Linked DNA regions of Homo sapiens: region 1 is linked to region 2. The links are chromatin loops, found by intact Hi-C in ENCODE. Cell type or tissue: dorsolateral prefrontal cortex. All regions are shown on one strand. Links, peaks and the distances in the headings refer to the core of each region. The heading gives the core; the rest is flanking DNA. Region 1 overlaps FIGN (fidgetin, microtubule severing factor). Region 2 has its middle 280 kb from the start of FIGN.

Region 1 (16,655 bases), core at 2,952-10,951, 300 kb before region 2:
AGGCCACTGAAGCAATAACTGCTCACTGAATTACCATTAAATTGTAAGATTTACAATCCAATGTACAGTAAGTGCATATCTAATGGAGTTTGTCCTCTAAAAGAATATAAAGTGAATCTTTGCAGCATGAGATGTGTGTAGGTGATGTATGTTTCTTTTAATCTATTTTTTAATTAGAAACAAAAAAGTTAAAAAACAAAAAAAGGACACACTGTAGAAACACCAGCAAAACCCTGAGGCAAACTTAAAAGCTTACTTAATTTGAAATGCACTTTATATCAATTACTCTCATTTTCTATCAAACTGAATTCATTCTTCCAAGTACAAAATGTAAGACATATAATCAAATACATATAGAAAGATAACAAGTGCTATTTTAAAGGCAACATTAATACACGAACACCTAAACTTTTTGAATTGTTTGTTAAAATAAAAACCGCTGAGTTCAAATGCTTGGTTATATGTTGTGAGGTTTTTTTTAAGGCAAAATAAAACAGTAATATTTTTCCATTTAATAAAGGCAAATAAATTTTCATGTTGCCAACATGGAAAGAATTCAAATACAATGTTAATGTAATCAAACATCAATCACATTATAGCAATTTTTATTTTTATTAACACAAACAACCTCCAAAAGAAATGGACTATTATGCAGCAGAATTATTTAAAATACTCTAATTGATTATTTAATAACCATTAAAAGCAAAAGCTATTATAGTAATCATTTCTTGTAGTGCTTTCTAAAGTAAACGTTGGTGAAATAGTGCCCATTTTCACCTCATGACAGACAAACACCTAATAAACGTATCTGGTCAGAGATTCAGTCACATGAATAATATTTTAGCAAAAACTCTGAGGATGAGGAAAAGTAGCTTAAGTAATATTTATTAGAAGATTTGTTTATTTTGTTTATGTAAATAGGCATCTTATTTAAGTGATATTACAGAAGTCATTGTCCTTAAATTCAGTAAAATATAAAACTGTTACACCAATTTTGCAAATCTCTGTTTTGTTCTTCTCACCTCTCTCCCACAGGATCTGAATTTTATTTTAAGGGATTAACAAGTAGCACATATGATCAGCAATGATAGCCTTGTTCTTTTAAACCTTAGTGAATCAAGTTCGGTAAAGGTGAAGTAGTGGAATTATCAGTACAAGTGGCTATGTCATCAGAGTCTTCAGAAAGGTGCTGTAAAGAAATGCCTAAATAAACAGCAGTATAAAGGATTTTATATATGAGACATACACACACAGATGTCTCTTTCACACACCACACACACACACACACACACAGAGCCTGCCTCTGGTTATTAAAAATATAAAACAGAGGCACTACTGTATATAAACCAAAAGACATTTACTACTGCATGTAAACCAAAAGGCATTTGTAATCCCCCTTCACATCAGTTTTAACTTTGATTCTAGTTTAAATGATGTACCATTTTCTTCTCCTCCTTGCCAAGATATTTGAAAGATTATCCCAAAAATCAATTGGTTAAAGCCCCTCTCTGTGCTACAGTGAGCCGGAGAATTTCCAGCATCTGATGAGGACCAGTGGACCACCTGATACTTTTTCAGCAGGGTGATAAAATTAAAGGATGGTTTTGATTTGCTTGAAGGATTACTTCCCTTCCTTAATTGTTTAAAGTGCACAGTATTAACACAAAGAGGGGGGAAAAAAGAAAATTAAGAAGGTGACTGTAGAGCCTGAGCTAATTGCAAGCTGATTAGATTGTGCCATGCAAGAGCTCTCCCTCCGTTACATACCATCACAAGCTCTGGTCTTTTCCACCCTGCTGCTGCAGCAAACAAGCTGATTTGCTAACAAAGTGGTCAGCTCGGGCACTTGCACAGCGGCTCACGGGGTCCACAGACGGCTGCTCTCCATGCAGAGAATCTCAAGCTCCATTTTCCAATCTGATTACACGGCTCCTTGTTCCAGGAGCCTTAAACCTTCATGGCAGTTTACCAACATTTTCATCACTTTTTTCTTTTACAAAGCAAAAGAACTGATAAGCTCTCAGGTACCCAGGATTTCATAGTCAATGGCTGGCCAGCAGCCAGCATTCCCTCACCACATAACTGTTTTGGGCCACACTGCATAAAGCAGACAGGATTTACCAGACTGCACAGAACTATTAGAATTTTGCCATGTGTACAAGTAAGCAGCATGTTTCTGTCCTTACAGATGTTGACTATTGTGTCTAATCACATCTAGGAAGCACAGAAACCTAGTAAGTGTCCTGCGTCACCTCCCCCCAAAAAAGAGGCAATGCAAAGCAAACCAATGAGCATATGTCCATGAATTCCACTATTACCCTAACTAACCTGTTCAGGAATTCTGCCTCGTAAATGCAAAGTACTAATTACTGTTTTTAAAACTCCTGGTCTGATTACCTAGACCAATTACCTGGATTACCAAGAAACTGATCCTAGCTACTTTCCATTAAAATCTAAAATATTGTGAGCCACTAAAAATAACTGATTAGCATCTTCCAACTTTGGCAATCCTCTAGAACTTACAAAAAGCAAACCAAAAGATGTAGAAGTGAAGCTCAAAATTTATCTCACCTAAAGCAGCTTCTTGAAAATTAATCTTATACCCATTAATTCCCAGAAATCATGTCAGGCAGTTAGCATGAGTTTCAACCTAATACATTCACATTCAAAAGTTTAAAACAATGACCACTATAGCATTCCAAATTAAACATTTATGCATACACTCTTTCTCCTATGTAATATTTTTCAAATTCATTTTTATTTATAGCCGATGGGCCTAAAATGTGAATTTAACACTCACATAATGCGAATGTCCATTCATTGTGTGCTTCCTTTCAACCAAACAACAATAAACAAACAAAAAATAACACACCCTCCTTCATCCATGACCAGTAACTTTCTAATAAAGATAAAGAAAAGGAAAATAGCTTATACTGTCTGTGGCTATGCCTGGTTCATTTGTGCATCATGTTGATCTACCATAAAGGATTTGGGGAGGGGAGAGGAGAAGGAGAGGAGTCTGCAGTTATGGGAAAAATGTACAACTCGGCTCACACAATGCCTCAGTACTCGAGCTCACCAGTGCGCTGACCCTCTGTATCTTGGAGTCATTAGCTAGAGTCCCAGCCCTGCCTCCAGGAGGGGGGATTTGAACTCACACACCAATGTGGGGAGATTCGGGATTTTGAGCATGCCAGCCAGAAGGGTCATTCCTCCTTGCTGATGAGGAGGACGCCTGTCCCCTGGGGAAGGAAAAACTAGATGAGTGACTGTCGCAAGATTCAGGCAATGGACATGCTGCTGACTCAGGAATGGACTCTGACAGCCACCCTGCTTCACTCCAGCCGCTCTGAGTGGGAGCGGTTTCAGGGCAGCAGCATTGACAGGTACATGCAAAAGTTAGGGGAGAATGAATGGAAGACAGAGGAAAGAGGGAATGAATGAGCAAATGAAACAGCAACTCCTTTTCCAGACATACACATACAAGAAATAAACATTTTCCTTTTATACAAGTTGATACTGCCCAACAAATAAAAGATATGGTTGTGGATATGCATTAGAACACCCACAGCATTTCTGAAAGGACTTTAAAAGAGGACACTCATTTTAAAAACTGATAGGCTAAGGCTGGGTATGAATCTATATCCACAACACTGCAAAAACCTATAAACTCAAAGAAAGTATACACATACGCCCATATATGTATTTGCATGTGGGTGGTATTCTGCATAAATGACTGTCAACTTAAAATGCCATTCTCTAATTTATATGCAAATTCTACCTCTGGTAAAATAAAAACATATTTTAAGCAGCTTATAGTGCCAACACATTATTCCCATGAATGATTCCTAGTAAACTATTTATGCCAACTGTGGGGCTTTTTTATGATTTATTGGATGGTGAACGAAACCACTTAAACTATAGTTGTCTGTATGAATCAGTAATTTTCATGTTTCTAATTAAAATGTAAACAGCGTAATGAAGACATCAAGTTTTTAGGCAAATGTCTCTTCCAGTGCCACTTGGGGTATGGTAATTACTGGAGCAGATCTATGGATGCTTCTGAATCTTCCACAAGTCCAGATTAAAAGCATTACTGCTAAACCTGGCTTTTTACACAAGGGAATTGTGTACTTTAACCCATTCCCAGTTTGCTTACATATGCACATTGGCACTACCTTTAAAAACTGGTCGTTAAAAAAAATCAAAATGGAAAATAACAAAGGATGTAATTTATATTTAAAATGTTGATTATAAAACATTTACTAGCAATCAAAACACTGGAAATAGATCCACTCCAGTTGGATTCCCTACCATTAGCTTTTAGGAAAAAAAGAAAAGAAAAACAGCAACCAAATTATGTCTACCTTAAATTTATAGAGCCAGCATCTGGGTTGAAGGGTGAGTGGATAAACTGGTTCCAGATTCAAAGATAATGTTCATTTCTAAGATTTCTTTTGTTTGAATAACAGTTTAAAGTAAAATAAGTGTATAATTTAAACATAGTAAAATATATAAAAAGTAATCATATATAATCCATGGAATAAAATCTTGTCATTTTCCCCTATCATATTCAAAAATTAAAAGTGCCTTTGATATAAAACTATAATCTGTTTTCATTTTTATTTCAGCATTTATTTCTCTCTGGAATTCGTCAAAATTTATCCTAAAGCAAGTGACCTCTTACACATGCTGAAGAAATACAGCACCTCTTCTGCTTACAACTGTTAATTGAACTTCCCTCTGAAGCCTGTTTTTCCAAGTTATCCAGTACATTGCTTTACATATTTACTACCCAGCACTTGAATATATTTTTTATTACAATTTTGCACCACTTGCCTTCTCCAAACACCCCTTAGAACTATGTAATAATGTAGCTACCCTTGGAGTGAGTAGTTAACAGCTGAAGTCTGCAGTGATATGAAAAGTCTAAAATGCATGATAAAAAGAGGATTCTCCTACCCTTATTTCTACCTCCGCCCCTGGACTCAAAGTCCAAAGACTGACTGATATGGCCAATTTTCATATTATTTTTACAAGAATGCTAGGCATGTTGCTAAGGTTAACTACGGAATTGAGAATGGTTAAGAAATGTGAATGTGTGTGGGGGTGAGTGGGGCAGAGAAAGAGAGCAATTTTTGCACTGTTATGTTTTATTACCAAAGTAATGCAAACAAATAAATGTATATCCACCATCCTAGGGTCAGGGGAAGCATTTAACCTAAAAGCGTTTTCTACTACTCTTCCACTTGAAAACATATAAGCTTTTTCTTTTTCTGATGTGGGCATAGAGTCATAGTATTTTGGGGTGATGGAGGGGTGGGACATTTGAGAGAGGTGTATTTTGGTAATTTTTTTAAAAAAATTTAACACCTCTGAGGGCTTTCAGAGGGAAAAAAAGCTGATTAAACAAGACCAAGTGTTTTTTGTCGGCTTAAGGGTGATATCATAGTTGTGTTCAATATCAGAAGTGTTGCAAGTACAGGCATCATTTCTATTCGCTTTGTGCCAGAAAGGTAAACACTGGATTGCATTGTGGATTAAAACAATAAGAAATCCCTTTCCTCTCAGGCTTTCAAGGCCGTGTTAATCGGGTGTAATTTTTAATGAACACTGGCTGCTTGGTACTTATTCAAGACATTTCATTAGAAGGTTATTCATTTAAAAATCAACGTTTCAACCATATCAAGCTGTAACCTTTCTTGAAATGTAAATGAATGGTTTAAATGAGAAGATTAATAAAAAAGGGATGTTCCAATTCCAAGCATGGCATGCTATGTATTTTTAAATTTGTCTATGCCAGATGCTGTCAGTCAGAACAAAAAACTGTCCAAGCAGACAATCTGTGCATCTGAATGTTGATCATGTTGGAAAGTACAGGGGGGAGGGGGGAGAGTGTGTCAAGGATTCATGGTCCTTCATCTTTGCAGTAGAGCAAACACGTCTCTCAGTATAGCGACAGACAGCTGCTTCCACTTTCTAATGTGCCCTAACTTAGATCACTGAAAGAATTGTCAGCACTCAGAGAAACACACAAAGATAACACAGCCAGCTGCCATGGAGGGGAAAAACAGCACAGCTCAGAAGAAATGGGATTTGTTCCATTTGCATGATGCTGCCTCCCCTGGGCCCCTTTCTTTCAAATCCAAAGCACAAAAGACAACACTTAACATATTTGCTTAAAGATGACAACCTCATGTTGATTTCATTTGGATGTAACAGTGTCAGGATTACAGATATAAGAATATATTATATCTGTAACAGAGACTGACAAATGTACCCATCAGTGGAACTGTCTGATTCATCTGCTTATACAGCCATTTTACCATCCCAAGGGTGCCATCTAAGTAGTAACTTTAGAAGACTGAAGGTCTAATTTTATTACACCACATTTCAACCTACTAAACAATATTATTTCTAAAATAGATCATTTTTATTGGAAGTCTCCCTGATGAAAAATCCAGTAGACACCAGAGAATTTATGAACTGTATGGGTCCTTTGAACTCAATATACTGCCCATTTTAAACAACTTTTCTTGCTGTATGGCAAAATCCCCATATCAAATAAGTGAAAGTTAGAAAGCAAGAGAGAGATTGTATGTTTCGAGTGCCTAAGTATATTGATATAATAAACAGATTATATATATATAAGACAGAGAGAGTGAGAGAGAGAGAGAGAGAGAGACATATTACAGATTATATGGATAACTATAAAATCAGGCCTTACCTGGTCCATTTGAATAAATTCTTTGTAACAGCTTACTTCTGTCTATTTCATTATAGGTCTACCCTCAATACAACATCCATACTTCAACAGCAGCTATATGAATAATCATTGCCTGTCAATATCTTTTGTACATATACTCAATCTAATTTCCTGTTAAGGTGTTTTTTAGGCAGAAGATACGACAAGAGAATAATCTAAAGATGCATTGGCTAGCCACTAGTCATTGTAATATGTACAATGAAGAAAACCACGATTCCGATCTGAAGCCTACATACTTTTACAAATCTTTATTCTGTCTGACTTTATGGATTTTAAGTTTATTTCTTAAGTGAATAAAAAGATTTAGGATGATGTGATTGAATTGATTTATTTACATCTACATTACTTTGATTTACGTGACTGGAATTATGGCGGTAAGAAGGGAGACACAAGGAGAAGGCAGAGAGGAAGCAATCACTTTCTTCACATAAGCAATACATACACAGACATAGGCACACAGACACAAACACACAAGTAAATGTCTGGGCACACTCAGCCCCACAGCCCAACCAACTGACTTCCCATAACAAAATGTTGGCTCCCTGTGTGCCTGCGTTGTCCAAAGGAACGCTCTAGTGCTTGTTGCTATTTACTGGCAACAGTATAATGCACTCATTTGGTCTTGTTTTCTAAAATAGAGTTAACTGCTATATGTAAAATTTCTGCACAGCAGATGGTTACCAATCATTATTTTCCATTTGTTTAGTTTCTAGTAAGAAGAAGAAAACCTGTGGGGTAGTGATGCAAAGAAAAACTAGCAGCCTGCATGATAACCCAACCAGTGCCAGAATATGCATTTTTTAAAGAAAAACGAAGAATCACTTTGATCACGTAGCATATCAAGACTAAAATTTTGAGGGATGGGGGAAGTTATTCATCCCAGTCTCATCCATAAAGCAAAATGCCATTTGAACAATTTATTTTTTAGTATAAAATCCTCTAAAATTTAGCCTCTATATGTTTTTAAGTGATCAAAGTTTCTAGAAGCAACTTATTATCACCATTAATGTTTGTCATCACCCAAGCTGAAATCATTTTTTTTAAACCTCTAAGTAGCCCAGTTGTCCAACAGAAAATGGGAAATAGGAGCCATTTGTGGACAAATGCACATGCACAGAAAATTAAGCTGTAAATATCTGGACCGGGTTATTACTGGAATCTGGAAACATCTGGGGCTACAGAATAAGCCAAGCCCCGTTTCCACAATGTCCAGGTAATTGCTTAAATGATTTATACCTTACTGTTTCTATTAAAAATGTCTTTAAAGAGAAACATTTGTAGGCTTGGTTCTGCAATAAAAATTGGTATCTGATTTCACTTGTACAAAATCTTGTGAAAGATGCTACATTTCTTCAAGGACATATGCATGACTAAACTAAACCCTGGACAAAGACAAGGCTAAAAGAAGGCATGGCCGACCACTGAATGAAAACAATTGTATCATGATAGCAAATTTTAAATGGTTTATTTGTGATTAGTTTCTATTCTAATCAAAAGAGTCCATTAGAAAACATTCTTTTCATGCATTTGGGACAAATATATTCAAGCCATTTTAGGGTAAACTTGTACCTCATCCATTTTCAATTTTAGTTTTAATTAATTTCTCATAAATCTTATTTACTGACACTTCAACTGAATATCAAACCAAACTTAACCCCTAAGGGACAAATAAGTGCCACCTCCAAGACAGACTTGCACCACTTAGTTAAGAATCTGGAAAGGTATTTAAATAGGTTCACTTAGATGGTGTCTGTATGGAGCTACTAACTGGTCCATTCAGAATGAAAGAGCTTTCAACACTGTCATTTGTTGCAAAGACAGGTTGCTCTACTAAATAAACACACACACACACACGTGTGCACGCATGCATGTACCTATGTAGTTGTATTGGCCTGAAATAATTTTATCTTTTAATTCAGATCATAGGCCAAAAGGACAAATATAGTTTCATATTTTTCAAGAATTGCTGTGTCTAGATCTAGCCAAAAATTCTATTACTGACAGCTGTCAACTATGCATATAGGGTCAAAATAAATAAATAAGTAAATAAAAAGAAAGGGAAGGAAGGAGGAAGCAGTAAAAGAAGGCAGACAACAAAATAAACCATTAACCACTGACTTTTAACCATGGTTCATACTTTGTGGCCACCAACTTACATGATTACCCTTTTGAGAAGGATCACCCAATTTTCTTCTACCAGAAGGGTAAAGGAAAATGGGTGCATTTTACATGTAAATAATTCTCATGAATATTTTTATTAATTTAAAACCCCACAGCTTCCTGATTATAAACCAAGTAGAATTTTAAGCCTCTTTTAAATATTCCCTGGATTTAAGTTGGTTGTTGGCAAGCTACCACTATAAGGTTTTACAATTTGTGGCCTTTACTCTCAATCTGATGGCTTTTAATCTATATTTTAACAATTTTAACTCACTTGAAGCACATTGAATGGTTTCTAGAAAACCAGAAGTGTCTATTTAACAAAGGAACTAAACACACGGGTCTTCACTGTTGAAGTCACACTGCAAAAATGCTTTTGCTACTTTTAACATATTGTTTCACAATCTTTATTATTCTACCTTCAATGTACTGTCCTTTACTATTAGAGCTCTTTGCTGAAGATGCAGTGTTTTTATACAATTAACTAAGCAACATTTGTCCATTATAGCTCACTAAATGGCACATCTTTGTAATGATTCAGGTTCAACAATCAGCACTACAGATACTTTCTTCTGCGTAGAGTGTATGACATCAACCTAGATTTCAATATGAAGTGGTAAGATAGCATCTAGAACTTTTCAGCTCTCAAGAGCCCAAATTGGAAGAAAACGAGTGAGCTTTCAGTAAAGGTTATAGGTTTTCTTAGTAAAATTGTGTTTTTAAAAGAATGACAATAGAGTCTTTGTTTTTTTCTGGGTTATTTAACGAAATAATGTGAGCAAATGCTTTTCTCTGGTACATCTTTAGGTTTAAAAACACAAATATGAAATATAAATCTTGTCAAATACTGTTGCCTAACTCATTATAATTTAACATTTGATCAAATTGAATTTGCCTTAGAAATACTGTAATGCTATTTATTGTAACATTCACGGCAGATTTGAGAAAGTAGCTGACCCTTCCACGAGCACACAAACCCAACTGGTAAAGCTATTGAACACCTAAAAGAGCTATTGGGTGAAATCCCAGCTAAATTGTTTACTGCCCAGTATTCAGTACAAAATAAATTAATAGACACTATTTAGTTAGATAAAGGTCCCAATTAAAATATTAACCAAAGACATTCACGAATTAAGTTATCGTATCAACTGTAGATCAACTAGTTTGCATCTCACATTTTACCACCCCAGTATCATCATGTTTCCAAGGAAATCTGTCTTGAATACTGATAGTGCACATATTTGCAAACTGCCTATTTATCAGAGAAAGGACAAAATAGAAAGAAATGCCTTAGGAGGTACTTATTTCCCACGTTCAACCAAAGGCAGAATGACCAACTGTCAATCAACTCTATATTGGTAAGAAGTCAATCTGGAAGTCTCAGAGTCTAATATTTTATGATTTCTGTACCCTCAAATTTTTCTGTCTGCAAACACATGAGAAAAAAATATTTCATGGAGAATAGTGATTTAAAGCTATTTGTTACACCTATAATCAAAGTAGTCTATAGATTTATGTTTTATAAGATTTTAAAGATAGCATAATGTTTTTTATAAAAGAGTTTAAAGGCTCTCCTATCTAGAGATACAAAAATAGAATTAATGACTGTAAGCTCCTTTTTAAGTATATAATTATAAAACTATTTTTCAGGGTTATAAAGTCTTTCTTTGGTAATAACATTATATAAAGAATATAGAAATTTCAATTTTTTAATGAAATATACAATTTTCATAGATCCATTCTTTAAATATTTAAAAATCATCTTTTAATTTTTTAAAATAAGATTAATAAAATATTAACTGGCCGGGCATGGTGGCTCACGCCTGTAATCCCAGCACATTGAGAGGCAGAGGCGGGCGGATCATGAGGTCAGGAGATCGAGACCATCCCGGCTAACACGGTGAAACCCTGTCTCTCCTAAAAAATACAAAAAAATTAGCCGAGCGTGGTGGTGGCAGACGCCTGTAGTCCCAGCTGCTGGGGAGGCTGAGGCAGGAGAATGGCGTGAACCCGGGAGGTGGAGCTTGCAGTGAGCCGAGATCGCGCCACTACACTCCAGCCTGGGTGACAGAGCAAGACTCCGTCTCAAAAATAATAATAATAATAAAATAATAAAATAAAATAAAATATTAACCAAGTGATAGTTTCCTATGCTTTTATCAATTCAATTCACCAAACATTTATTGAATTCCTATTATAGGTCTTATGCTATACACACATGTTGAGGAGATAAAAAATAAAAATGAATTAGATGTGTGTGCTCTCAAGCAATTTACAGCTTCATAATAGAGAAACACAAATGCCTAGCAATCTATAGTAGGAGAAAGATGATGGTAAGTGATCTAAAGGAGACATTTCAAATGTTCTAAGGGACAATTAAGTAGACGTCGAAATCAATCCTAATTAGGGTGCCTCAAAGAAGGCTTCATGGATGATGCAACAACTGACCTGGATACCAAAGTCCTAGTAGGATTTCAACAAGCGAAGAAGAACATGCCAGGAAGCAAAAAGAAGGTGGACAAAGACTAGTTGCTGATAAAGTACAGGAAAAAAGTATTGCTTTCAGTTTGATAAAAGTCCACCTTTCATACTAAATATTTTAAGGATTTGAGGTTTCTAACTCCACTGCTTAAGTTAATCTGATTGCCACTCTATTGAAATCTCTTACAAGAGAAAAGCATTAGCTAACTAATACCCATCAACTCTTAAGATATTAGAATTGCTGACACTTTTGCATGCAACCAATTAGTAAGCATATTTAATGAATGCTTATCATCTCTTCTGATGGGCTTAACAAAGTAATAAATGGTCCTTGAGCTTTCTACATTGTTTCCAAGATAATTTTTGGAGCTTTCTTAAGAGAAACAAAAATATTTTGCATCTTTTAGACGACTAGCAAGGTCCAAGTTACTTGAGTTCACTGGTCCATGACAAAGCAGTCATGGAGTATACAAAACTGCAAGAAATCTTAGTCATCATCGGATCACCTCAATCATCTCTTCTTTTATAAAAAAGTAAACTAAAAACTAAGGCTCAGTGAGGTTGAATGGCTTACCCAAGGTAACAAAATGATCTTCGACTGTGGGCTTCTGCTGACACTGTCCTTCATCATCGTTACTTTCCTGAGATGTTCTTGCAAGACTGACAGAAATGTTTTCAAAAGTCTAGATAGGTTGTTGAACTTCAGCCGGATGATGAGCTATCTGTACATGTCATTAGTATATTCAGTTCTGAATAGATATCTTCATTTTTCTAACTTCAAACCAGGAAGAATGACATTTTTTTAAAAGGTAAAAATTTTAAGATCTCTTGATATATATAAATGTTTGGTTTACATTAGAATCATCTGAGGAGTTTAAAATCTCATCTAACTGATCTGGTGTAGGGCTTAGGCAAAAGTTTTTTTATTATTTATTTATTTATTTTGCTTGTTTGGGGCTTTAGTTTGGTCAGGAAGTTATAGCAAGCATTTACTGAGTTGATACAAAATTTAACATCAAATTTTTCTAAAACCAATTCAAAGTATTCAATGATTTCAACTTCCATAATGGCAGTAAACACATTAGTTTCCAAAAGAAGCCTTAAAGGACATATACCTCCATCTTCAATGGATTTTATTCTGTCACTTCATTTGTGGCCTAAAAACTTGAGTATGTTAAGAGAGAATAAAAGAGTCTGAGAATAAGTTGAACCATCTTTAAAGGCATATATATATGTTTTCACACTTTTTAAAATTATGGGGACGAAAAGATACGGAGAATATAATTTGTTAAAATAGTGCTACATGCTATTTACTGATTATTAGTCAATGATTCTTAATAACTGATAAGGTTTTTTTTACATAATTAATATTAGGGTTTAATTTACAAAATTGCCAATATCATTCTGTGTAACAACCACATGAAAACAGTCTTTAATGTTAGCTTTGCCTCAATGACTTTCTCGAACTTGTGCCTCCTTCCCCTATTCCTACATGTTGTCCATGACAACAAATGCTGCTTTACTCTTCCCTAATATAAACCCTAATATTATCCTCTTAATTAATTCAAACTACTTCTCATGATCTAAGTATCATATTCCAGTGGCTGAAATGAAATTTGATTTTCCAGATGATCAAGTAATAACCAGTCTTGCAGACAAATATCAAAAATTTTTTAAAAAGAAAGAAAAGAAAAGAAAAAAACAGCTCTTCAAAACGGTACACAGCTAGGTAGGTAGGAAGATGGCTTAGACAGCAAGGTTCTTGGTGAGTATGCCAATAGCAAAATAGCAGAAAACATTTTCCCCTTAGCCCTAAGCAAAGGACACCAACAAGCTGTTAGAAAATAAAGACAATTTTTTTAAAAATTATGTATTTAAGTATACATGTGCATTCCAATCATATATCAGCAACACCTCCCATCTTAGTGACTGTGGCATTTTGCTGTAGTAGGGTAAAATTTCAAGGAACTACCATTACATGGTGGTAAAATTGTAGATTTTTTACCCATGATTATGAACAAACCTATATTATATGTTGTACTGTCCTTACTAGATATCTTTAAAAATAAATAGTACAAAATAGTTTACCTATAAGTTCTTTTTACTTTATGCTAAAACAAAATAAAACAAGACAAAAATTAAAAAAGTAAACAAAAAAGGCATTATTGCACTGTATATGCTCATTTAGAGGCTTATTAAAGAACAAAACATAATAAAGAGCTTTCAATTTTTTTTGTAATACTTTAACTGCCAAAAATTTTATTGATGGAGATTTCACACCCATGTTTTTAAAAAATTACCAAAAGAATTTTGCTTATGTGTAATTTTTTTCACTTTCTAAAGAGATACCAGCTCCAACTGGACATTCATTTCTGAATAAAATTCTACTATCTTACCATCCATGAGTAAATTGATATCGATGATTGGTTGATTAGTACTCTTAGAATTATAGGAAACATATTTTTCCAATTAGGTAACACTTATTGTATTCATAGTATGTTTAAAATCTTCCCACAGAAAGAAAAAGCACTGTTCATATAGGCATGTAAAATTCCAAAGCTGGTAATATTTTTTCCTTCCAGTTTGTCAGACAAGGATACAGGCCATTCAGGGTCCCAATGTCTACATTTGGGTCCTATCAGTATTTCCCTCCCAAAAACGTTGCTTAATCTTCTGAATAATGCAAATGAAAATCTCTCTTTAAAAGAGAACTTTGTACTGACTCTACTGGCATAGGATACCACGATAAGGGCAGGGGGGATAAGACCCACATCTTTTGTAAGTTGGGCCTAAAATTGACTCCAGATTTGCGAGTCATGAACAGAAAGTCAGTTTTAATATAGATGTGCTTTAGAAAGTAAAAATGGTGATTATTCTTAACAAGTTACATATTGGGAATTATTCTTCAAAAATGACTCATAAAATATCTTTTTAAGTACTTAAAGTCATGAATATGTTCTACTCTTTTACCTCTGCTTGAATGTAATTTTTCATTTTCCAGGAAAGGATACATTTTCTAACTAACCCCGTTAACCTAAATACTCATAAAGGAATACCAAAAGTGTCCCTGACATCAATACCTTCACAAAGAAATATATCTATGCACATGCACAAGAACATATTCCATTTAGATAATCAAAACTGTAATTTTTATCTAAAAGATTCCCTTAGATCCATGTAATTCCTAGCAGTAAAATTTATCAAAAGCACTTAGTTTGCAAACAATGAGACTGCCATTATCTATAGCCTTATTTCTTCATCCATATACTTTAATTGAAAAGTACAAACTATTAAGCATAAAAGAATAATAGTACTGTTTATTTCATAGTATTTGTTTGATCTGAAAATGGGGATTGTAATGAAAATGCCTTCAATCTTAAGGGAACCTTTTTTATCCTACTCAGAATAATTATCTTGTAAGATTAAAATCACTGAATCATACCGAATTAAGATTTATAATTTAGCATCATTGAGGTATATTATTTAAAAGAAAGAGTTTACAATCTTCAATTTGAAATTGAAAGGGAAAAGAAATGAACAGATGAAAAATAAAAAAGCTCTTTTTGGCACAACAATATACTATATTGCCACTTATTTACCCAGATTCCTAGTTTAATCATTTTTAAAGCAAAACATTTAATATGAAAATACAAGATTCCAAGTATAGGAGTAAAGCAGGAAAAGATGAGTCCCCGTTGAAATTATACTACAGAATATGGAGATAGAACACAGAACATTAGAAAATGTGAATTGTGGCTAACTACCTACTAAAATATTTCAAGTTTGCAATGGCTTAGTTAAAAAAAAAAAAAATATTCCTAAACTGTGGGGTAAATTTTTACTTAAATGGGACACTGTTATAATAGTTATTTCCCAGCTTTCTTTCATTAAAGTGCCTATCAGTGTGGAGAGCAATGCCTTGTTATTACACAGGGCAAAGATTTTTCTTCTTAGAAAGTCTCATATGTAGCATTTCTCCCGACAAAGTCTAACAAGGCATTCAAAATAAGTTCAATTTTTTTCTTCCTCAAAAATATCTTTAAAGCCCCCCACTTTCACCCCAGTCTTGGATTACATAAAAGAATAGTTACTTTTTCCAAGCTCTTTGATATTTCCCTTCCTGGCAGAGTCATCTGATGTGAGAAATATCTTTTGAAAATAAATGGTGCAACTTCAAGTGCACTCAGATCCATACTTGCTGGACATTCCATCATATCTCAGTTTTGATTTGAAAAAGCCACTTGACTTCAAAATTCAGTTTTAGGTATCGCAATATGAAGTTTGATCTCATTGAGAAGTACTTTGGGAAGCAACGATGTAAATGTTTTGTCCACCTATCAGCACAGAACGTTGGTAAAGGAGTCATATGACTCTAATTTTCAGGGAGAGGGAGGTTATTGCAATACAAATTGAGAAGCTAAGTCCAGGATTTGAATACAGCATACTGCAACATTAGTGTTACCGCATGAAATGGTTACTTTTCCTCTTTAACACAGCTGTCACATGTTTATATAGCTAAAATACCACTTTCTAATGTCCACGTATCAATACTGACACTATTATAACAAGGTTATTTGGGGGTCTGCCCCCCCCTTCCTGTCACTCAATGAGCATACTTTCGTTTTTTTAATGGTCAGCATTTTGTATCAGATAATGTAGGATTTCTACATAAAAATACTCATTTTTCTTGTGCCTTAACCGAGGAGGGATAGTGGCAGTACTTGGCAACAGAGAACCTCCTAAGCTCTTACTACTACAATTATTCTGGGCCTGGGATAAGTATTGAAGTATGTAACTGCATGCAAACCATTAAACACACACACACACACACACACACACACACACACACACACAAAGTTCCTTTTAAGAATACTTGAGCAAAAAGTCACATGATATATAGGAGATATATGAGACACAGGGCAAGATGAGACAAAAGCAAATATTTCAATCCCCAGTTCAGATATAGAAAGAGCAGGAGATACTTAATGGTTCATTTCCCATCAGTTTTCTTACTCAACTCTCATTAGTATCTTTTTCGGCAGAGGCAGATGGAATCATTGTGGAATAGTCAGTCTCCAATAGGAAACCTAGTGACTTCTACAAAGGTGGCCCCAGATAAAAGTCTGTAGGTGGTGAAGGCAGGGCTGGCTTCATTGCCCCATCATTTGTTCAGGCACACAGGCCCCCACCCCACCACACAATACAGGGCCCTGCATTTTGTTTAATGCTGTGTGTTGCTGTCTTCAAA
Region 2 (16,655 bases), core at 4,514-12,513:
TATAATGGATAATTTTTATGAACCTTTTAAAGACAATTCATAAAGAATTGAATACCATGATTAAAGTTACCCTACCTATTTTTTTTTACCATTTTGGATAATTGGAAAATGTTAAAAGTAAACTTTTAAAATTTATAATTGTCTAGTTAATGGTATTCATTTTATAATACTTTGAAATAATTAATTAAAGCTTAGATACCTTTATTCCAAAGTTGTGACAACATACCTGAGAAAAATTTCTAAAGTTCCTGTGTGACTCTGAATATTGTAACATTTTTCTGGCTAATTCTTATGTCAGTGCAATACAAAAATAGAGATAGAATACTTTGAAGTTGCATACTATATTAGTTAGAGTAATATCAGACTATGATTAAAAAATTAAATGCATATGTCTCAAACACAGAGAGAATGAGTTCGTTCCAGATCAACTGGCAAAGTGAATGAGTAGGGAGATGTGCTCTAGTCTATGCAGTTATTCAGGGATCCAGGTTGATGAATATTGCCATTTTCTTCATGCACATTGGCATCCAGCTGGCAGAAGGGGGAAAAAAGCCTGGAGGATTTTGAATGGGAAGTTATACGAGGCTGGGCATCTAAGATACACACATCACTGACTCACATTGCATTGGCTAGAATGCAGTTACTGGAGATGTCCAACTACAAAGGAGGCTGGAAAATATGCTCTGTGTGTCCAGAAGAGGAAATGGGTGGTGTTATATTTTTGGTGATCTCTGCCACAGAAAACTGTAGGTTTAGGTCTCAACATTGACAGTTACTTCTTGTGAACTTGAACATATCATTTAACCTTTTTGAGCTTGTTTCCTCTTTTATGAAACAGTAATTTGGCCAGGTGTGGTGGCTCATGCCTTTAATTCCAGCAGTTCGGGAGGCCGAGGGGGGCAGATCACCTGAGGTAAGGAGTTCAAGACCAGCCTGGCCAACATGGCGAAACCTCATCTCTACTAAAAATACAAAAATTAGCCAGGTGTGGTGGTGCCTAACTGTAATCCCAGCTACTCGGGAGGCTAAGACAGGAGAATTGCTTGAACCCGGGAGGCGGAGGTTGCAGTGAGCCAAGATCGTGCCACTGCACTCCAACCCAGGTGACAGGGTGAGACTCCATCTCAAAACAAAAACAAAAAACAGTAATTCATACTTTGTATATTTGTTACAAGAATTAAATGCGATTTGTCTATAGTGTACTTAGCTCTTAGCTCACTATTGGCAATAGGAACTACTCAGTAAACGGTAGCTATTTTCTTTTTTTAAGAAGATACTCAGGCACATTGTTTTAGGTATGATGAGCTCTTAGAACTTGGTGGGTATGACCTAGGATCAGAAACCACTGGACAAAATCTTGAGCAAGGGACAAATTGGAGTAGAGATTTAGATTATTATTACTATTAAGTAATAATGATAGCATTCATTATGTACTAACTTGACAAAGATCTTTTCATAAATTAACTCATTCGATATTCTCAATAAACTTATAATACAAATGCCATTATTATCCTAATTTTTTAGTTGAGAAAACAGAGATTTAGAGAAATTAAATACTTTTTTTTTTTTTTGAGACGGAGTCTTGCTCTGTTGCCCAGGCTGGATGGAGTGCAGTGGTGCGATCCTGGCTCACTGCAACCCCTGACTCCCAGGTTCAAGCGATTCTCCTGCTTTAGCCTGCCTAGTAGCTGGAATTACAGGCGCACTCCACAATACCTGGAAAATTTTTGTATTTTTAGTAGAGACAGGGTTTCATCATGTTGACCAGACTGGTCTCGAACTCCTGACCTCAAGTGATCCACCCACCTCAGCCTCCCAAAATGCTGGGATTATAGGGGGGTTATAGGTGTGAGCCACTGCACTGGCCAGATTTAGAAAGATTAAATAATTTATACAAGTCCACAATCAAATTTGGAAGTAAGATTTAATTCCAGATCCATCTTACTCCAGAGTTCACATCCTAAATAATCCCCCAAAAAGTGAGCACCAGAATCTAGGATGATGGAGATTTATTAAATAAGACTTGAGGATGAAAACGGAAGTGAATTAAAGTCTCAAGAGTGTTCTGAAGGGTTATTGACTTTCTTCAGACAAGCTCAAGAACATGAAAACGCAGTTTTAAAGACGAAGGATTTGTCCCAGAGATCCATCTCACAGGATAAAGATGGGAGACCAACATCAGTAATAGTATCTTTGACCAGTGAAAAATATTGCCTACAGCAAACTGACGTAACTCAGAATGTGAGGATGGATTGGAAAAAAAATACATAAATATTTGTTGATAGTGTCTGAGATTCAGCTTATTACTCCAGAGTGTAAGGATGCCACCTGAGGATACTGCCAGGTCATGCCTAAAGTCTTATCACCCAAACCAAACCAGAAGGGAGCACAATGAACACCCCTGCAGCCACATAGCATCAATGAAAGGATCTGAAATTTGACAAGATTGGAAACACCTTCGGACAGGTGAGTGCTAGAGTAGGGAAAGGGCTTACTAATGGTGAATGGTTCCCATCTGTAGTGTAAGGAGGGACGAGGGAGATTCAGTTTGGGGAATAGGGATTTATCTAGGTTAAGGGGTAGTTATTTCTTTTGGAGCTCAGATTGCGTAAGGGCAGTCTCTGCTTGAGCAGGAAGCAGGCACTGTCCAAAGTGCTTTCTTTGGTCCTCTCCAGTGAAAGTGATCTACCCTGCCTATGAATCTCTAGATACTTGTATGCAGTGCTCTCTCCCTGAATTACACACTCACATATACATTCGGACTTTTCAGGGCATTCAAAAGACACATACAACCATTTTCATTTCTGTATGAATGTGATTCAAACGGAGGAAGGAAATCAGATTTCCAGAGACATTTTGTTACTGGATGAAGGCAGGGGTTGGTTGGGGAATGGAGGGAGAAGGAGAATAAAAGGGAAAGTAGGTAGCATTGGTAAAGCAACTTCTGCCTGCTGGAAGGTGGCATATCTTGGATGAAAATATTCAAGTACTGCACATAATATCACCATATATTTCAGCATTGATAATCATGTGCTCATTTATTTAGCCCCCAAACAGATGTAACCAACATCATCACTTTCTATGAATAATAATTTACATTTTATTTTTAGTAAATAAAAACTTCTGGTTCTATTTTTGAGGCAGAGCCTAAAATTCACACACACACACAAACACACACAATGTTTATATTTTAAAAATGCCATTGCCATTGGCTTCGTTTCCATCTACAATTTTAAATTCAATAATGCATAATATCAACAACAGCAACAGCAATACGGGGAAAGGGTGCTTGCCTTTTGAAGTGGAATAGAAGCTCTGTGGCTAATGGGACCATGCTGTAACTCTCTTGAGCTATACTTGAGCTAGATATATCCCTGTGGAAAGTAGCAATTACCTTCAATCTCCCTGATCTGAAGTAATCCTTGCTACATGCGTCCCTCATTGTGAGTGATGAGGCCCGCTGTTTGCTGAGTCTAAAACCAAATGATCTCTCACAAGCAAAATTTAAACTTGAAATAGGATTCTCTAGCTCCCGATTCTGAGTCTATTTTTTTTCGTGTACTTTATACATTCCCAAATCAGGTTCAGGCTGGCTACAGATGGTGCTGGTGTGTAATGAGAAGGGCTCTGAAGCTGCTCCAGCTCCCAGGGGAGGATTCGGTAATGGAACTAACTATGTATTGTCCACCTTATATACTAGATTTGATTTTGGACTATTTGCCCAACTGTGTTTGTTTATTTCTCAGCACTGGAGGGCTTCCATTAGCTCCAGGCTGATTGAACATAGACTATGGAGTAAGAAGGAACAGAACATTTTTTCCCCCGAATGCTGATGTAATCCCTTTTCTTTTACTGACAACTGAGTAATGTTTGCCATTGGAAACTGTGTTAGAAATGAGCTGATATTTGCAGTCATTAGTGGAAAAGAATTGTTTTGATCCCAGGGAACAAAGTGAGCATTATTTTTTAGATGACAACGTTTCAGAAGTTTGTGCCTAAAACTTGTGTATTCAAGACCCTGAAAGGGAAACTGCTAACATTTTTAAAGCTGAAAATTACCTTGTTTCAGAAAATCAAAAGATTAATATTTAAGACCTCATAAATTTTGCTCATAGAGCATAGCCAAATATTATCATAATGAAAACCAAAACCTCAACTCAGCAAATTAGTCACCAAAGACCACATGTAAATTGACATTTTAGTTTTTTAACTAATGGAATCATTTGTCATATTACTGAAGCAGTTCATTATAAAAATAAATTAAGAATAAATAAATTGCAGTCATAGCAATCATGATGAAATTATTAGCAATCACATTTACCGGCATGAAAGTTTTTTTTTTGCATGCTTCTCATCAGCAGATGTTTTTCAAAATAACTTTGCAAACAACATCAATGTTATATCAAGGTTTATTTTTTAATTACTAAAAGCATAGTGGAAGTAAAAAAGAAAGTTACTAATTAAGAAGGGAAAGAAAATGTTGTCTTTCCCTTTCAAATATACACAAGTTCAACTACACAATTCTAATATCAAAATGAGAAATCTCTGTAGTACCTTAACTAGTACAAAGAAAATTAGAAAGCGGAGACCAGCTCATGCAGTTTCTAAATAAATGAAAAGGAAATTACATTTCTCTGGGTAAATATTTACTTCCTAAAGCGTGCCAACAAAAGCTACTATTTTAGAAATGGGACTTGGTAGTAACTAACTTGTACTTAGTTGATTTAATTGGAAATGTGCTGTTTTTCCTTTTAAGCCTGTGCTTTAATTGTAGAATAAAGAATTTTCAATCTGATGTTCTAATTGCACTTGGGATCTGGTATCCTGTTTACATATATATCGATCTGTAAGATGGCTTCATATGTATCAGTGTCGGCCATATTAGGAAGAACATCTAACCTATTTTTACTTTGGTGTTCATTAACAGGATATTCTTGTTTCTAGATTTTAAAAATTAAGCTTTATCCTTACTATTCATTTTGTGGATATAAACATTGTGCCTTTGATTTGAAATTTCAGTAAAATTTCAAGTGGAAAAATATAGAAAAATAATTTTAAGTTGTATAAAATGCAATTTAGTACTGACATGCAGTTACTCGCTGAAAGTAACTTCTATCTCTATATAATGTATACACAAAGACATTTCTCCAAATGGCTATTCTTATTTCTACCTAATATTTGGTTTAATTAATTGGTAGAGTGAGATAAGAAAACTTTCCAAGTTGCTTGTGCAGCTAATTTTATATATACATATACATATGCATATACATGAAGTAACAAAAGTTGTAACTATTCTTATTTTTCTTCACAAAAATGAACCCTCCATGATGCTTTAAAAACAGATTAAATTATAACCAGTGTTTATCTGATTATGATTTTTTATTCCTCATTTTACAAACTATTTTGGACCTATCAGACGCAGTCACTGGGATAATATTTGGGATTGACATGATGTGGTTGAAGAGCTATATTCAAGTGAATTTGGAAAAAGAAAGTGCTATTTCCAGATAAAGGAAATTGCTTTTTAAAGTCCAGTGGACTAGCCACCTAAAATGAGGATGGAGAATGGAGAACTGGAAGAAAGGAAAGAAAGGGAGAGGAGGAAGAAGGAAGATATGAGAGAATAAGAGAAGGAGCAGAGGATGGGAGCTTAAAATCTCATAATGGGCTTGGGATTGGCTGTTTAAAATCAAACATACTTCTTGAGTATTCCTTTCACTTAGAAACAGTTACAGCTGCCTCTTCATTTATGTTTTCAAGATTCACTAGAAAACTGCAGCATTCATAAGGAATCTTAATCCCTTCTTAAATTTTGAAATGTTGGATAATAGCTTTGGGGCAATGCTCAGCTGCTTGAAACTCACACAGTTTTCCTACTAGTGTAATATATATATATATATATATATATATATATATGGAAACATGGAAGTAGATAATAAAAGAATAATTTATTTAATACATTTAACTTATAAACAATTTAATATATTTTCAAGTTGTTTTTAAACCAATCATCTAAGAAGAAACGATGTCAAGAAACAAAAACATCATAGAGTACTTTCTCACTTTATGAAGCTTAACGTTAATAGGTTGAAAATTGAAATGTAAATTGATAACACTTTGCCATAATGGGATAATGCAAAAAAAAAAAAAAAAAGAGCTTGGATGTTTTGTGATTATCTCCTTCTAATAAACTTTATAAGAGAGGTGGATTTAAATGCATTCTGAATCACAACATTTTAGAACACAGACCTTGAACAAGATGATTTTTTTGTTTATGAGTTGAATGAAAAATCTGTATTTAAAAGCATTCTCTGATTACTTTTTTTTTCTGTCAGTGGGAATTTTCTGTGTGTGGGTGCATGCGCTCATGTGCGTGCATGTGTACATGTGCACACGAGGCTACATTGGGGACCTCATGCAGTAAGTTACAATGATGGAGCATGACAGTCAGAATAGCACACACTATTAGCTGGACCTCAACTCTATTACAGTGCTATGTTTGGTGACATAGAATCAAGAGACTCAAGGATACAAGGTCAAAGGTAGCAAAACATTACATTAATCTGTTCTCTTCACAGATACCAGTGTATCTCCATGTAAAATACAGCATTTGCTGCTTAATTATGAGAAACAAATGCCTAAGGATATTATTTAACAACAACAACAAAAGAACACAAAATAGTTGTCTCTTAGCTAAAGATTTGTAGATAGCTTTTCCCTAGCTCTTATTGTTTTTCTCTTTTTATGACCTCTACAGTTATTACTGGAATTGCTCATGATACTATAAATTGACTTAGTGGCATTGTATTCATTCATCCCTTGCTTCCTAAGTGCCCACATGAAAATGACATGAAAATAATCAATCTAAAATGAAATTAATAAATATCCTACCTAGGCACGCCTTATATATCACAGATGGACTAGATGACATAATATGCAGAAGCTATTTTCAATTGGTGAGGAGACAGAAAATTGACATCAATTTTCATAACGAACATTGAAAGAAATACAAAATTTAATTGCTGAATATCACTTCAAAGTAAATGATCAAATTTCAAGAGAGTGGGTTTTATTGTGGGATTGTCACACTAACTTCACGTTCTAAAAAGAGAAAAAGAAATTGGTAAAATAACTATCATATTCAGCCACACTACTTAACAAAGATCTTTTTTACTAAATGTGCCACCGATTAATATGCCTAGTAGCAGAATCTGCTAAGTGATCAAATAGTTATTAGGGATATGTATAAATGATATAAAGCTACCATACTTGTAAGGCATAATTAGCTATCACCCACGTTTCTTAATCACACAATTCATAAAATTGTAAAAACTTATTTTTAATATTTTAAATTTTGGATGATTATGAGCTCTAACTTCTGTCTCAACAGACTAGGGAAAGGTATGATATATATTCATATACTAGTATAATAGATGAATTTTGCTTTAAAAGGTGCTCCTGGATCTTTGTACATTCCCTACTGCTATATTCTCACATTCTCTATATGTTCTGTACACACCCCATCAGTAGTTCTAGGAGAACTAATTCAGAAAGTCTACCATTTTGAAATGCTAGAATGAATGTATCCTAAATAGTTCAGCTGGTACTGTACAGTTATTCTATCTGGTACAAATAGGCTTTAGCTAAAGGCACCTAAAATAAATAAATAAATAAAATAATAAAAGAAGAATCAAATCCCTCTGAAATTCTTTCACATGGTCACTGCCTTTAACCTCCCTGCCTCAGTACAAAGTTACTCTGTGTCCTTCACTTCTCTGGTTACGATAGAGCTATTTTCTGAGGAGCGATTCATAACAAAGAATTTTCGTTTGTGAGAGCTGTGCCTAGACTGACGCCATGGGCCTTTCCCCACCCCAAGAGCCTTTTGTTTTGTGCCAAAAGAATTGCTCCATTCATTATCCCCACAGATGCTTGGCCTGAAGGCAGAGAAAGTCAGTAAAAACAACAAGAAGCTGAGTTCTCCACCAGCCTAGGCTATCATTATCTACACAAGAGATGATGAGTTTGTAATGAAGTTGACGAGGCTTATTCAGACACTCGCAGATTGGCAAGAGGATAAAAAGTGTCTTCAATTTTCGTGTTGTCTGATGTTGAAGTTAGCTGTCATCCGGCACTAGATTAGTCACACTTTGAGGCAGGGCTTTGGAGAAGGGGTCAGAACAAAGCTACTGTACTATGGTATTTCACAGTCTGAGGAACAGAAGCATAATAAATGTGCTCTGTAATTTAAATCAAGGCGCTGCTGTGGGAAATCGCTGCCTTTTTCACTGGAGGTATTAGTGCTGGGCACTGTGCTTCTTGACATCGCATAACATATAAGAAGTCTGCACAACTTTGCTCTTATAATTGGAATGAATGCAGTGATTATATTGGATGAGGCTCTTCTGAATTCAGCAAAATAAAGACTCACTCGTCACAGAGGATACATTAGATTATGTGTGTTTTATGCTTTTTTAATTCAATTGAAAAATTGGCTAAACATGAATGAAATTCTAATTGGAAACATTTCACACTTTGGCAATATAGATGGTATTTGATAAGTGTTACTGTTTTCCATTCAGTAGGGAATTCTTAGAGCTGAATAAAAAAATTCTTTAAGTAGGACCACAAATTAACCATTTACCACAATCAAATCGGTGGGGTTATAGAAAAAAAATTCCCCTTAAAATCCTAACAAAGCAAACTTTTGAGGAAGGTAATGTTACACACTTTTGGAGGAAGGGGCAATGCCAAGATTTAAAGATAGCCCTTTAATTTACAAGTTAATTTTAAACATTTATTAAAATTTTTTCCAAGATGTGGAAACAGTGTTTCAATTTTAATTTTAAAATGTCAGAGCTTCAAATAGATGTGACTGATCAAAATACTTTAAAAAAACCGAACGAGAAATGTTCTATAAAATGTTTAAATAGAGCATACTCTTACCTTTCAAATATTTAAAAGCTTGAAATGGAAAGCTTTGTCTAGAGGCACTCAGTATTGGGCGAGCTGAGTGTTTCACATTACTTATTGTTCCGTTCTCAGATATAATTCAGACTTAACTTTGCCTGTGGTCTTCCACTGTAAAATATGAAACTCATGAGCTAGCTCATTGTCTATGAATGTTTCCCACTCCCCCACACTCCGTGTTCCAGTTGGTTGGGTCACAGAAGTGATTTCACTTGCTGGCTCTCAGAGTGTTCAGCCATGTATGCAGGGGTTAGTTTGCCAGCCAATGGTCCATGAAGGATGTGGGTGGAGAGGAGGAAGAGAGAAACAGTTACATTTTTTTGTAATGGGAACTTCTAGATCTAACAACTGTCACTAAAGGCTGCTACCGTTGTTGCTTACTGTTCACTTTCTGATCTATTAAGATCACCTTGACTCAGCAGATCTGTAGCCCAATGGAAGAAAGAAAATAAAGACATTGGCGGAGGCTTTGTTCAAGATCCCTAGTCTTGATGCTGATTATCGATCAGGTGATTAAGGCAGATGAAGAGGTTTTTTGAAAGCCGAAGCCTCTGTTTGTGTCTGTCTAGTGTGCCCCGAAAGGGGTTGGGAAATCAATACCCTCAATCACGGCAGAGAGCATTTCTCTGTCAGTCACATGCACTGAAGTGATTAGAATTGAGTCATAAGGCAATGAATAACTGGCACTGGCTTCCTGCTCCTCTTTTTCACCTCATAGAAAGCCTAATGAACTCTCTAGGTTGAGGGGACAGGCTTACGACTCGTGTAGCACTATTAACATACCATCAGATAACAGCAAACCCCTAGGTTAAAGTCGGAATTAGAGATATTAATTTCAATCTATTGAAAGACTGATGCCAGGGAATGCTTCAACCTACCAGGCAAATATAAAAGGGTAGCTGAGTGGCTAACAGTGCAATCTCTTTTCTCTAATATTAAGACTTAAATACACTTCTATATTTAATAAGATGGTCAGAAAGAACAGGGATAAATAATTTAGCAAATGACTTTACAATAAAATATAACACTCCTCCCACATCTCAAATGTGCTGATAATTCTTCCCAAATTCTCCAAATTGAAATATTTTTAAATGTTAATTTTTTTGTTCACAAACAGGAATAATTTGTTCTATCATTTAAAATAAGCATGCTGTTGTGTTTCTGGGCTCACAGTGGCTTCTGGCAAGTATATGCCCTACTCCTAGCCTTGGGGGAAAAAAGCACCCATACTATTATCCAAAATCTATAAAATGTGGGGTAAAGAATGTCCCATTTCTCAGACTGAAACTGCTGAGGAATACTGGATGTTACAAGTGATCTCTTGAGCAAAACTTCGTGAAACAATGTATATATAATCCATGATAAGAGGCAATCAAACACTAACAACCCTTTACAAAATAGATTTTTGTCTGACAACAGATATGAATGTAGGTTCCAGAGAAAAACAGCACAACATAATTCAAAAAGCAAGGCAAAATCAACAACAAAAACTTAAGTAAATCAGCTGCTGTACTAATTAATCAGCTTATGTAACCTTACTTCTGCATTTTGTTATCCTATTGGCACCTTGAGTTTGCGAGTGGTGCCTGTGAGCTTAGTATCTAGAAGCCCTGCAGTAGTAAAAGTATCCTTCGTATTGCTACTAGCTACTGTTATTTATGTGCCTCTGTGGCAGTCTTTGTTATTTATCAGAGACTTTTTTTTTCCGTGTAATCATGATGTAACTTTCATTTCCAAATCCATTGACCTACCAGGCAGCCTCCACTCTGCCAATTCTCTTGTCAGGAATGCAACGTTCAGGCTGGTCTATGGGCTGCTCCCTCATCCATTCTTCTTGATAGTGCATTTGCCTTAAAGTTGGACTTCCCTGAATTGACTTCAAGGCTCACAACAGGAAGAGTTTAAAAGGACTTATGCAGGTTTTTTTTTCCAGTCTCATACTTTCATAAACTTATATGATTAGAGCGGAATAAAATAAGTGATCTGGTCCAACCAATTGCCTATAATCACAAATCACCTATGTTATCACAAACTGATTATGTTCTGACAAACTGTGAAGAAGCCTTGGGGGAAGAGATTATACACCCCCCTCAGTGATATTTTCCAGTCTTTAGTTGGGAAGCTTTTACATACAAAGAAAAATAATTTTCCTCGTATTTCATTTTCTGCAAAGATAAGGCAATATGGTAGAGGACAAGTAGCACTTGAACTATAGGAACATGACCAAAGTTCTCACTTTGGGAGGCTGAGGCAGGTGGATCACATGAGGTCAGGAGTTCAAGACCAGCCTGGCCAACTTGGTGAAACCCCATCTCTACTAAAAATCCAAAAAAAGTTAGCCAGGCATGGTTGTGGGTGTCTGTAGTCCCAGCTACTCGGGAGGCTGAGACAGGAGAACCACTTGAGCCGAGGAGGTGGAAGTTGCAGGTTGCAGTGAGCCAAGGTCGTGCCATTGCACTCCAGCCTGGGTGACAAGAGTGAAACTCCATCTCAAAAAAGAAAAATTAAAATAAAAGACCAGAGTTCTATATCCTGATTCCTCTACTTTTGTGAGACTATAAGTAAATAATTTTCCATCTCTATACCATAGTGTGTTTATCTAAAGTCGAATTCTTGTAGCTTGGCCTATTGATATAATTAGGGAGGAACAGAAGTATATATATTGTAAATTCTAACGAGTAATGTATATTTAAACAAGTATTTTAAAGAAAATAAAACAGGCCAGTGTCATCACATAAATACTGTCTCATTCCCATTGAACAATTATTACACGGCAAATGCTTTCATATGAATTATCTCATTTAGTTCTCACAGCAGCCCTATGAGACAGGTATTACTGTCTTTATTTTCATATGGGAAAAGTGAAGCTTGGAAATGTTAAGTGATATATTGAAGGGTATACAGCAAATGTTGAGGTTGAAATTCAAACCCTATAAGGTTAATTTCAGAGCCCATTGTATTAACCTCTCTGATAGTCTACAAACTGGAGATAAGCAAGAGACAGTGTTATGTCATAGCAAGAATATGGGCTTACAAGTTTGATAGACATGCCCTCTAAGTTTGCTTTTGCTGCCCCCAGCTATATGACATTGAATGAGTCACTTAAACCTTCCCATCTTTAAAATGGGGTTTGTCCAGTTGTGGTAGCTCATGCCTGTGACCCCAGCAGTTTGGGAGGCTGAGGTGGAAGGGTTTCTTTCAGACAGGAGTTTAAGACCAGCCTAGGCAGTACAGTGACACCACCATCTCTTCAAAAAATAAAAACAAAATGGAAAATAATTTTTAAAAAATAGGAATAAATGCTACTCATTTCCTAGATGTTTATTGCAAAATTACAGGAGGATTAAATAAAATAATATCTAAAGGCACTTAGCACAAAGCCTTAATTGTTCTATAAATGGCTTCAATTATCAATAATAAATGATATCAGCCTTAAGACTGACCTCTGTGAAAAATGTGTTTAACATTCATCAAATGAGAGCTCTATCTGAGCATATCCGAGATGTTGAGATTGAGCACAGATCTGCCATCAGGAGCTCACTGTCGGCTGGGCGAGGTGGCTCATGCCTGTAATCCCAGCACTTTGGGCAGCCGAGGCGGATGGATCACGAGGTCAGGAGATCGAGACCATCCTGGCCAACATGGTGAAAACTGGTCTCTACTAAAAATACAAAAATTAGCTGGGTGTGGTGGCATGTGCCTGTAGTCCCAGCTACTCAGGAGGCTGAGGCAGGAGAATCGCTTGAACTCAGGAGGCAGAGGTTGCAGTGAGCCAAGTTTGCACCACTGCACTCCAGCCTGGTGACAGAACGAGACTCTGTCTCAAAAAAAAAAAAAAAAAAAGCTGACTGTCTAGTGATACTACTAAAGTACACCTTCAGTGTAACTCTGAGTTAAGGATATCTCTTCATTACTTTGGACAGTGACTTGACTTAGACACACTGCATAGACAGTAACTGAATATCGGCTGAACGAATGGATGAATGAGTGGGTGGATATTTAGGGGGTTTCTTCCAATATATTAAGATTTAGATTCAACTTCAGTGTCCCCTGAGACACAGGCTAAACAAATTTCAATAGTTTTGTTTTATTTTATTGTATTTATAGCACCCATTTATGCTTTATTTTTTATTTTTTATTTATTTTATTTTTCCATAAGTTATTGGGGTACAGGTGATATTTGGTTACATGAGTAAGTTCTGTAGTGGTGATTTGTGAGATCCTGGTGCACCCATCATCTGAGCAGTATACACTGCACCATATTTGTTGTCTTTTATTCCTCACCCCCCTCCCACTCTTCCCTCAAGTCCCCAAATCCATTGTATCATTCTTATGCATTTGCATCCTCATAGCTTAGCTCACACATATCAGTGAGAACATATGATGTTTGGTTTTCCATTCCTGACTTATTTCACTTAGAATAATAGTCTCGAATCTCATCCAGGTCATTGCAAATGCTGTTAATTCATTCCTTTTTATGGCTGAGTAGTATTCCATCATATATATATATATACTCCCATTTCTTTACCCACTCGTTGATTGATGGGCATTTGGGTTGGTTCCACGATTTTGCAATTGTGAATTGTGCTGCTATAAACATGCGTGTGCAAGTATCTTATTCGAATAATGACTTCTTTTCCTCTGGGTAGATACCCAGTATTGGGATTGCTGGATCAAATGGTAATTCTACTTTTAGTTCTTCAAGGAATCTCTACACTGTTTTCCATAGTGGCTGTACTAGTTTACATTCCCACCAGCAGTGTAGAAGTGTTCCCTGATCTCCGCATCCATGCCAACATCTACGGTTTTTTGACTCTTTCATTATGGCCATTCTTGGAGAAGTCAGGTGGTATCGCATTATGGTTTTGATTTGCATTTCCCTGATCATTAGTGATGTTGAGTATTCTTTCATATGTTTGTTGGCCATTTGCATATCTTCTTTGGAGAATTGTCTATTCATGTCCTTAACTACTTTTTTTCATATGGAATGGTAAGAAAGATTAGGAATTTCATGGACCACTAACCCAATGCGCCACTATCCTTTGGGATTTTCTAACCCTATTTATACTTAGTAGTACTAAGGATCAATATGGTCTAAATTCTATCTGCTTTATTTATGAGATAGAATCTCCATAAAATGGAAATATAGAGTTATCTCATTTTGAAAACAGGTATCATCAGTGGCAATAATAAAAGTGTTTAAACTAGTCCAATTCAGTATTAGGCAGTCAAAATAAATTTTAGACCAACTAGCATGAATATCATCCAATAATAATCATGGTAGCCTTCCTAGTACTTTCTTCCTGAATACCAGACCTCTGTATAGTACCAACATGGCAGTTTAGCTGGCTTTGTTAGCTCTGGCTGGTGGGCTGGTGGGCTGGTGGTATTACTGATGATTTAAATTTTTTTCTTTGCTTTTTTTTTTTTCATTATCATCCTAAGGATCTGTAACATAAATACATTCACTTTGTGACTAGAAAAGAAATAAAAATAATATTTTAAAGTAAAATAAATAGGCTTAAGGAGCAAACTCTGATTTTTTTAAATGTTATTAGAATATCTATATTTAAATGAAAACCCACTATATTAAAATTCAAGAGAAAAATACACCTACATTTTTAAAAAATTTAAAATTCAAATGTCAATTAATGAAGGTTAAGAAGTGGAAGCAGAGAGATAATGCCTGAATATATTTACTTTTATGCTTATCTTCTTTGATTATTCATTCCCATTCACTGATGTAAAGTTCAGAATTGTCCAGAAAATTATCTTTAAAATATTACATGTGATAGCTTTATTAATCCTTTTCTGTAAAGGAGACTGGCATCTTAAATAAATTGCTTTTTTTCCCACCTTTTATACTCTCTTTCCAAACTTCCTTTGCAATTTTCTTTAGAGAAAAATGAATTTTATCTATTTTTTATGTTTTATTGATTATTTAATTATTTTTCTATTGTTTTCCTGCCATTTTAAATTCAGAAGGATGAATATTTTACTCATCTTCCTAATAGTTAATTTCTTCTAACTTTTTTAAAGTGTAATTTTGGATACATTATACATTTGCATAGTCTCCAAATCAGAACAGTATAAAGGAGTATAGATTGAAAAGTACAGATTCTTCAACTTCTAACCTTTCCATTCTTTACACCTATTACCAACAATTTCGTGCTTCCCTAAAGCTGCCAGCATGTTATCTTTGATTCCATCATATTTTTCTAACCCCACCAGAAAATGCTTTGAATTGTTCTCTGTCTCTTTACTTTCAACTTTAAATATTTCCCATGGTTAGAAACTGTCCTTTGGAAACCATTCTAGAAGTGACTGTCATCAATCTTTCCATCAATTTAAAAATTTTTCTAGAGGTGTTCTTTTCCTCTCAACCCAAAATAATATATTTTCTTTCAGATACGCAGGATTCCATGTCTTTCACAGGTGTCCCATACCATTTTGCAATTTCCTATTTGTTTATTTATTTATTTATTTATTTATTCATTCATTCATTTTAATAAATCTTTATAAAATAACATCTCGCAAGTGCCTGCCAAACACTATGCCTTCAGGCAGTTTACAGTCTCATAGGGAAGGGAATTCTGTTATGAAATGACAAGGGCCATGATGGGTTAAATATGAATTTTTCTTATGTAGAATGGACATGTAAATATTCTCAGAAGGAAATGAAGTTCTTCCAAGAATAGACAATCTCTAAGATACAGGGCTAGCTAAAGTTCATAAAGTAAAAGGGCAAATGTGCGTGTGTGGAAAGTAGGTGAGGAACGAGAACACGATGTACAAAAAGCTAGCGGTAAGAAAACACGGCATGCATGTTCAGGAAACCACAATATGGCTCTAGTTCTATGATATGGTTGTAGCATAAAATACTGGAAAGGGAAGAGGTAAGAGGTGTATATTGTGAAAATCAGGCTGGAGAGATAGTCAGTCTCCAGACAGGCTCGAGAGTAACGAGATAATGAGGGCTTTGTAAATATGTTAAAAAATTTGGGTAACATACAGATAGTAATGAAAAACAGCATAGATATTTAAGCAGGTAAGAATTGTATGCTGGAACCTTTTGGCTATGTGAATAGTCTGGAATGAAGAGGAAGTTGAAACAGGAGCCCACTTCTAAGTCAGCTGCATGAGGCCAGTTGGGTGATGAAGGGAGGCTGGACGAAGAGAGTGGAAAAAGGATGGAAAGAAATGGGCCAACGTTAAAGAAATTTAGGAAGTAGACATACAGAAAGTGATAATGTGGGAAGTCAGAGAGAGTGCAGTTTAGGAAACATTTGCATTCCAGGCATGGACAAATGGGTAGATAGATAGTAGCACACCTTCCTTGGAACAGGTAACTCAGGAAGAAAAGGAGCTTAGAAGGGTTGGAGCAGATGAAGTCAGAATGAGAATTATCTAGTTGGAGGTATCTGTAAGATCTCCAAATGGATTTGAGAGTCTAGGGCTCAAGATGGGAAGTCTCAGCCAGAGTCATAATATTTTTCAGAGTGGCAGAGAAACACTAAAGGGAAAGATTTTTCTTAATTCCACGGATTGCCTACCTGGTTCAAAGATTAGCTATGAAAGCCACAGGAAAATAGATGCTATGGAATTAGAATATATTTGGCCCAGTTGTGTCTGAATGGGAATTATCCCCAGATTATTTGGTGAGAGATTACAGTAAGTCTTGGTAC

What was found. Peaks named below come from ENCODE experiments on the same cell type or tissue, not always from the same donor. Only the 100,000 strongest peaks of a DNase experiment are listed, where the experiment ranks them.
Region 1: a loop joins it to region 2, with 2.4 times the contacts of the local background. A loop is called at or near these places in 1 of 110 quality-filtered maps.

The regions. Positions count from the first base shown.
Region 1 is chr2:163,712,178-163,728,832 of GRCh38, forward strand. The region is part of intron 2 of FIGN (fidgetin, microtubule severing factor); the gene reads right to left. LOC107985957 (a long non-coding RNA gene) reads right to left here. Exons shown (of 2, transcript XR_001739759.2): 1 at 1-16,655. Among named protein-coding and RNA genes, the nearest start is that of FIGN, 16 kb to the right of the region's middle. RefSeq lists an enhancer at 5,320-6,771. In dorsolateral prefrontal cortex, for the core only: a CTCF peak has its summit at 6,032; DNase peaks (open chromatin) are centred at 5,986 and 7,284; H3K4me3 peaks cover 5,724 bases; H3K27ac peaks cover 6,718 bases.
Region 2 is chr2:164,006,336-164,022,990 of GRCh38, forward strand. No RefSeq gene overlaps it. Among named protein-coding and RNA genes, the nearest start is that of FIGN, 280 kb to the left of the region's middle. RefSeq lists enhancers at 9,203-9,252, 9,293-9,442. In dorsolateral prefrontal cortex, for the core only: a CTCF peak has its summit at 7,995; a DNase peak (open chromatin) is centred at 7,886; H3K4me3 peaks cover 1,131 bases; H3K27ac peaks cover 1,148 bases.